3 separate regions of the Homo sapiens genome follow, and regions 1 and 3 are each linked to region 2. Evidence: read pairs that join two places in POLR2A ChIA-PET (ENCODE). Cell type or tissue: GM12878. All regions are shown on one strand. Region 1 overlaps FRRS1 (ferric chelate reductase 1). Region 2 overlaps SLC71A1 (solute carrier family 71 member 1). Region 3 holds the start of LOC105379827 (a long non-coding RNA gene).

Region 1 (2,500 bases), 290 kb after region 2:
AGAAGAGGGATGTCTCAGATCAAGAAGAGAGAGTAATTCCCTCTTCCTCTGCTTTTTTATTCTATTTAGGGCCTCAGAGGATTAGATGATACCTACCCACTTTGGTGAGGTGATCTTTTTACTCAGTTTCCTGACTGGGATGCTAACCTCTTTTAGAAATACATTCATAGACACTTCCAGAAATAATATTTTATCAGCTATCAGAACATCCCTCAGCCCAGTCAAGTTGACATATAAATTAACCATCATATATACCTAGATGTAGTTTTTTATTTATTATTTATTTATTTATCCTACTTGGTATTGTGTGTCTGATAATAGTTTGGGGGAAATTCTCAGTCATAATTTTTTCAAATAATTCTTCTGTTTCCTTCCCTCTTCTCCTTCTGGAATTCCGATTCCACATTTGTTGTACCTTTTGTAGTTCCACAGTTCTTGGATCTGTTCTCTTTTTCAGTCTTTTTTTTTTTCTTTTCAGTTTGATATTTTTCTATTGAGATATCTTCGGGCTAAGAGATTCTTATCTCAGATATGTCCAGTCTACCCACAAGCCCATACTTCACTTCTTTTAAAGTGTTTTTGATCTCTAGCATTTCTTTTTGGTTCTGAGAATTTCCATCTCTGTGCATTTGTTCTTGCATGCCATCTACTTTATCCATTGGAGCATTTAGCATCTTAATCATAATGTTTTAAATTCCTGGTCTAATAATTCCAACATCTCCATCATACCTAAGTCTGGTTCTGAGGCTTGCTCTATTTCTTCAAATTGTGTTCTCTGCCTTTCAGTATGCCTTGTAATTTGTTCTTAATAACTGGACATGATGCAGTGGGTAAAAGGAACTGCTGTAAATAGGCCTTTAATAATGTGGTGGTAAGGAGAGGGAGGAGGAGAACTGTTCTGTAGTCCTGTGAGTAGACCTCAGTATTTTAGTGAGCTTATGCCCCTGGAGTGTGAACTTCACAACCGCTTCAAGGTTCTTCCCCCACTTAAGTGAAACAGGATGGCTAATGTGGGCAGGAATTGGGTATTTCCCATCCTCCAGGTCATGTAGGCTCTGATAAAACCCCAGCAGGTTAGGCTGCGGTTAAATAGTTGCTCCTGATTGACATAACTAAAAAACAATAATTTTTTCTAGTGATTCTAAGGCTGCTATTGTCTATGACCAGATATATGATATAGAAAACTCCTTTTCTATAAATAATAAACTGCCTCTTAGGTGTTTCCCATCTGCAACCTGTCCATGGTGTTAACTTTATTTACTGCCATGTATCATGTCACTGCTCATCACCTCCAGCCTTGTTGAGTCCTGTGATTTGCAGGTTTTGAATATATGCATGAAGCAAAGTGGTTGATCTGGGCTACAAGAGTGTGGGACTGAGGTAAAGTAGCTGGTTTTCTATTATCCAGATGCTAAGAGGAAGATTGGAGCTGTGGGAGGGAAGAAGATTGTGTGGGCTGACAATTGTGTTTCTTAATTCAGAAGTATCTGGGCTACATGTAGTAGAATTATTATCTCTACCAATTGGTTCTCTGTTATCCTCAGTTTTCAGTATTGCAAATTAAATAATCCACCCAGTCATCATGATCAGTTTAATAGGAAGTTGGGAAAAGTCTTATCATAGATTTATTCAGGTGATGATATTTAAATCCAGAAGAAACATTTCTTCTTTGTTCTTTAAGCTTTCTAGGATGACGTGGAGTAAAACCTTTTGCTTTTATTGACTAGTTTATTATTTCCAATTGATAATAAAGAAAGCTATTATTTATTATCTTCCTTGTCAGATTTTGAGCTATATTTTCATTTTTATTTAAACAACATTGGGCCAGGCACAGTGGCTCATGCCTGTAATCCCAGAACTTTGGGAGGCCAAGGTGGGCGGATCACCTAAGGTCAGGAGTTCGAGACCAGCCTGGTGTAACTCCGTCTCTACCAAAATACAAAAATTAGCCAGGTGTGGTGGCGCATGCCTGTATTCTCAGCTACTGGGGAAGCTGAGGCAAGAGAATCACTTGAACCCGGGAGGCGGAGGTTGCAGTGAGCCGAGATTGTGCCACTGCACTCCAGCTCGGGCAACAGAGCGAGATCTATGTCTCGAGAAAAAAAAAACAGCATTGAAAAGAGATCTTTGTTTCCTTATTTTTCAGGTAAGGAAGTGGAGGATTAAATGATTTGCCCAAAGTCTCACAGTAATTTGTAGAGCTGAGATTGAAATTCGGGTGAAACTTCACATATCACATTCTTTTTATCAGGTATGTTGAGAATATGGTTTGCTGAACACAGAAAGCAAGTAGTTATCTAGAATTATGGTCCAGTTGTGTAAAAGCTTTTATATTTTAATTATATATGACAATAATGGGCTTTTACCCTTCTTTTTGAGATGGCAGTTTCTGGATTTACTCTTGGTACCTGCATACTTCTGTTGCACATTAGTTATGTGGCTAATTATCCCAATGGAAAAGTAACACAGTCATGCCATGGAATGATTCCTGAACATGGTC
Region 2 (2,500 bases):
CATACAATAAGCCAACAAACATATGAAAAGATGCTCAACATCACCAATTATCAGGGAAATGCAAATTAAAACCACAATGAGATATCATTTACTCCTGCAAGAATGGCCATAATTTAAAAATCAAAAAATAATAGATGGTGTGGATGTGGTGACAAATGAACACTTTGACACTGCTGTTGGGAATGTAAACTAGTACAACCACTATGGAAAACAGTATGGCGATTCCTTAAAGAACTAAAAATAGAACTACTGTTTGATCCAGCAATCCCACTACTGGGTACCCACCCAAAGTAAAAGAAGTCATTATATGAAAAAGACACATGTACATGCATGTTTATAGCAGCACAATTCACAACTGCAAAGATATGGAACCAACCCAAGTGCCCAATGACCAACAAGTGGATAAAGAAAATGTGGTGTATATATACCATTGAATACTTAGCCATAAAAAGGAATGAAATAATGTCTTTTGCAGAAACTTGGATGGAATTGGAGGCCATTATTCTAAGTGAGTAATTCAGGAATGGAAAACCAAATGTCGTATGTTCTCACTTACAAGTGAGAGTTCAGCTATGAGGACGCAAAGGCGTAAGACTAATAGAATGGACTTTGAGGATGGGGGGGAAGCTTGAGAGGGATAAAAGACTATATATTGGGTACAGTATACACTGGTCAGGTGACAGGTGCACTAAAATCTCAGAAATCATCACTAAAAAACATCTATGTAACCAAAAACCCACCTGTACCCCAAAACTATTGAAATATTTTAAAAAATAATAAATTTTAAAAATAAAGTAAAACTTGAATGGAAAATGACAGGTATGCTGCATATACTTGTCCCTCCTGAACCATTCTATTAAGTTTCCCACGACTGGAAGGAAAACATGTATTATTTATTTTTTAAAAAACAGGGCAGTGGGAGGGATATTTCTTTGTTATAAAGTACTGGAAATTTTGAGAGCTATATTATACCCATATTCATCTCTTCTTGATGTACCCTGGCTGAAACTGTCAACTGTTACTTTCACACTTCCAATTTAAAATAATGCTAAAAGACAATCAGAGTTCCTTATAATTGAAACTTTTAAATCATACAGACTTGTCAGAATGTTACCTGAAGAAAGCTATTCATTTTTTTACTTAAACTTTAAACTTTCAGTAGCTGCAAAGGAGTTACATTTCAACTGTAGGAGAATTTCTGCAGACGGTCTGATTATGTTGGTATGCAAGTCTTCTAACTACATGAGGATGAACTGGATGCATATAGCCATCTGAAAAAAAAACTGCATATTAATTTATCCCCAAACACACCAATCTAAACCAAACACTGAACCATGGAGGTAAGGAGCTAAGTAATTAATGATGCTGCCAGCCACACACCTGCCAAAGACAATATAAACACCCTGATGTTTCTAGGCTTTTTGAAAAGCACCACGGGGCCAGGCGCAGTGGCTGACACCTGTAATCCCACTTTGGAAGACTGAGGCAGGTGGATCACCCGAAGTCAAGAGTTCGAGACCAGCCTGGCCAACATGGTAAAATCCGGTCTCTACTAAAAAAATACAAAAATTAGCTGGGCATGATGGCACATGCCTGTAATCCCAGCTATTCAGGAGGCTAAGGTAGGAGAATTCCTTGAACCAGGGAGGCAGAGGTTGCTGTGAGCCAAGATCACGCCATTGCACCCCAGCCTGAGCAACAAGAGCAAAACTCTGTCTCAAAAGAAAAAAAAAAAGAAAGAAAAAGAAAAGCACCACAGGCCCTTCTTATTGCTTGCATGCTAGCAACCAAAGGTTATTTAACAGCTCTCTGGGTCTACAAAGGCCCTACATCCCAGAGAGCTTTCCTGCCACTACTTCAGCCATCCTTGCAGGTGAAGAGTGCAAAGGGTCAGAGCTTGGGTCCTGCTCTTGAAACGGTTGCTGACTCCTATTTAATTAAAATCAGGGATGCCAAGAAAAAAAAAATCTGGTGCTCTGCTTATCCAGGGATATGCATTTCATTTTCAAATGATATATCAATTTTACTTTTTTCAGGTACTTCCGACCATGCAATTCAGATATGCCTTACTTTCTATCAAATCTTTAAAGTCATTTTACCACAAACTTCTGAAAGAACTATACATTTTCCACTGTCAGAGATGTAGTTCCACAATTGTATGGCCAAAACAATAAAGATCATATTTTAAGATGAGCATTTTAAAAGATAAGGAAAATTCAATTTGAATACTGTAAATAACTCTTTAGCTCTTAGCCTCTAACAGGAATGCTTAAAAACAAGTGGTAATGCTTTAATAAAACAAAACAGAATTCTAGTATTTGAAAATGTCAGAAGGTATTTTTATTTCAGCTGTCTTAAATACCTACACTGAATGTTACATACATGAAAACCTGTAACTAAAAACTTCTTTTTTTTTTTTTTTGAGACAGTTTCACTCCATCACCCAGGCTGGAATGCAGTGGCGTGATCTAGGCTCACTGCAATCTTGGCCTCCCAGGTT
Region 3 (2,500 bases), 380 kb before region 2:
TGGGGCCTGCCCTCTGAGAGTTTACAGCAGAATGAGGAAGACAGACAAGCAGAGTCTTCTCAGTCACTCCCATTCCTTTCGCTCATTGTGTTGGTTAATTATGGTAATAATAATAAGCAATAAGCAATACACATGCTTGCAGATTTGGACACACAAGCAAAAAAGGCAAAAATATTAGAATCATTCACAATTCTAGCAGAGGTAAGTGTTATGGGAGTTTTGATGTATGGTCCCTTCTACTGTATGTATGTATGTATTTATTTATTTGAGAAACGGTATCACTCTGTCACCCACGCTGGAGTGTAGTGGGGCGATCTCAGCTTACTGCAGCCTTGACCTCCCAGGCTCAAGCGATCCTCCCACTTCAGCCTCTCAAGTAGCTGGGACTACAAGCACATACCACTATGCCTGGCTAACTTTTGTATTTTTAGTAGAGACGGGGTTTCACCATGTTGCCCAGGCTGGTCTCGAACTCCTGGGCTCAAGCTATCCACCAGCCTCAGCCTCCCAAAGTGCTGGGATTACAGCCATGAGCTACTGCACCCAGTCCCCTTCTACTTTTTAAATGAGCTCAAGTTCACCCCAAATTTTTAAAAGATCTTCTTTTGATGATACTTAGAAAACACAGTAATGAGAGAAAGGCTTCCTGGGGATGCCAGTCAGATTTGTGTGCCAAACTGGTGATTTAGGGTCCCCACTAAACAGGTGCTCCTGAAGAATCTTAGAGGGTCTTATTCTATATCCCCGGCCTCTGACATGTGACCAGAGCTCAATCACTGCTTATGAAATGAAAGAATGAATGGATGAATCAATGATGTAGATTACTGAAATCCAACAAATCTTGACATGATTATTAGCTTATAAATGAGGCACTTTTTGTGCTTGACATAAACTGTAAAGATATAGAAAGGATTCAAAGAAAAAAATAAATTCCTACAAGAAGAAAGCTCTTTTATTCTTGCTAGCTAGGGGGATAAAACTCTACGAAATGAAATAATAAAAACTACCATCTCATTTCATTCCATATAACATAATGGTTATTATCTTAAGACAATTAAAAAACACTACAACCCAACTCTAAAGTGTCCAGCTCTGTAGCAAAAGTTTAACCCAAGTCTCACCAGGAGTTATACCTGAATGGAAGATAGGGGGGGTTTGAGCCAGACAGGAGTGCTCTGTAGGCTTCTTCTGGTGTCTTCTTTAAATAGATTACCTAAGACAGATAAATAGTAACATTTAGAACACCCAAGAATGACACAAAACTAATTACTCACCAAATTTGCATTTCACTTCCTCCACTTTGAGTGACAGCTGTTACGGTGATAGTGTTGATCTTTACAAAGCAACAACTTGCCAACATTTCCTTTTCAGCATGAAGCTGCGCAGCAGCCTTTGTCTTCTCCATGGGTAAGCTTAGAGACAGAGGGCAGATCCATGAAGAGGCCATCCCAGGCTCTTTACAAAGGCACACTGAACAGACACAATGGCAGCGACAGTTGTACCCTCATAATATACCGTGTGCTCACCAAAGACCAACGCACACCTCCCTGACCTTCATCGAAGACCTGAGGTGAGTTATTTCAGTGCCTGGTAAATTTTGAAAGACTTCTCACAGTGAGCACAATATCCATGGGGTATCTACTGAATTTTCAGCCTACTCTTGAGGAAAGCCAGTGTTGCTCTCTAGACACTCAATAAAATCACAATAAAATGGGTGAAAATGTGTATGGGTAAGAGTATTGGAAAACATATTATCTTGGATTTTGATACCAAAGCTACTTAAATCCCTCTAGTCTGACAAGATGAACTAATCTTAAAGACACAAACAAAAAAGGATTCCTTAAAACCAGTGAACAACTCCCAGGTAATATACATAGATACTGAGTATATAGTATATGCCAGGCACTGTATCAGGTACTGGCACCTCCCTTAATAGAATTTATGCTTGTGGGGCAAAGACAATAATCAACAAAAATAAATACAGTCTAAGGTAAATGCTGAAAAGTAAATAAACAGGGGCCTGGAAAGCAGCTACCTGAGTCAAGGTAGTCAGGGAGGGGTCTCTGGGTGATGTTCAGGGTAAGATCTAGACTCTAGATGGGGAGAACCACAGGAAGAGCTAAGGGGAAGGAGGAATGGCTATCCAGGCATGAGAATGACAAAGACAAGTTCCCTGAGGTGGGAAAGAGCTTGGTAAGTTGGAGGAAAAGGAGGTCAGTGTGGCTAGGACTGAGAGAAGAGGACAGGGGGCGGGAGAAAGCCAGGCAGTGGCCGGAATGTGAAGAGCAATACAAACCACTGGGAGAGCTCAATTTTATTCCAAGAGCAATTTAATTTTTTAATTCTGAGCCGATGGTCTTGGTCCTTTTCCTCTATAGTCAGAAACGAGCTTAATTCCTACAATCTTCTCTACCTAAAATTAGTGGCACTATTTCCTTAGTATGTCCCAACATCAAAACCCTATGCATTTCAATGACAAGAATGGCAGAGTCTTGGTTCT

What was found. Peaks named below come from ENCODE experiments on the same cell type or tissue, not always from the same donor. Only the 100,000 strongest peaks of a DNase experiment are listed, where the experiment ranks them.
Region 1: POLR2A ChIA-PET joins it to region 2 with 7 read pairs; 2 of 35 experiments call an interaction of 5 or more read pairs at or near these places.
Region 3: POLR2A ChIA-PET joins it to region 2 with 5 read pairs; 4 of 35 experiments call an interaction of 5 or more read pairs at or near these places.

What each region holds. Positions count from the first base shown.
Region 1 is chr1:99,748,648-99,751,147 of GRCh38, reverse strand. FRRS1 (ferric chelate reductase 1) reads left to right here. Exons shown (of 17, transcript NM_001361041.2): 2 at 2,147-2,251; 3 at 2,380-2,500. The coding sequence starts at 2,380. Among named protein-coding and RNA genes, the nearest start is that of FRRS1, 17 kb to the left of the region's middle. In GM12878, no CTCF peak of the experiment used is centred here; a DNase peak (open chromatin) is centred at 997; H3K4me3 peaks cover 372 bases; H3K27ac peaks cover 1,381 bases.
Region 2 is chr1:100,041,844-100,044,343 of GRCh38, reverse strand. All of the region lies in intron 1 of SLC71A1 (solute carrier family 71 member 1), which reads right to left. Among named protein-coding and RNA genes, the nearest start is that of SLC71A1, 5.0 kb to the right of the region's middle. In GM12878, no CTCF peak of the experiment used is centred here; no DNase peak of the experiment used is centred here; H3K4me3 peaks cover 1,461 bases; H3K27ac peaks cover 76 bases.
Region 3 is chr1:100,422,935-100,425,434 of GRCh38, reverse strand. It overlaps CDC14A (cell division cycle 14A), which reads right to left. Exons shown (of 16, transcript NM_003672.4): 5 at 1,134-1,213. LOC105379827 (a long non-coding RNA gene) reads left to right here and starts at 1,363. Exons shown (of 3, transcript XR_007066254.1): 1 at 1,363-1,570. In GM12878, no CTCF peak of the experiment used is centred here; a DNase peak (open chromatin) is centred at 1,294.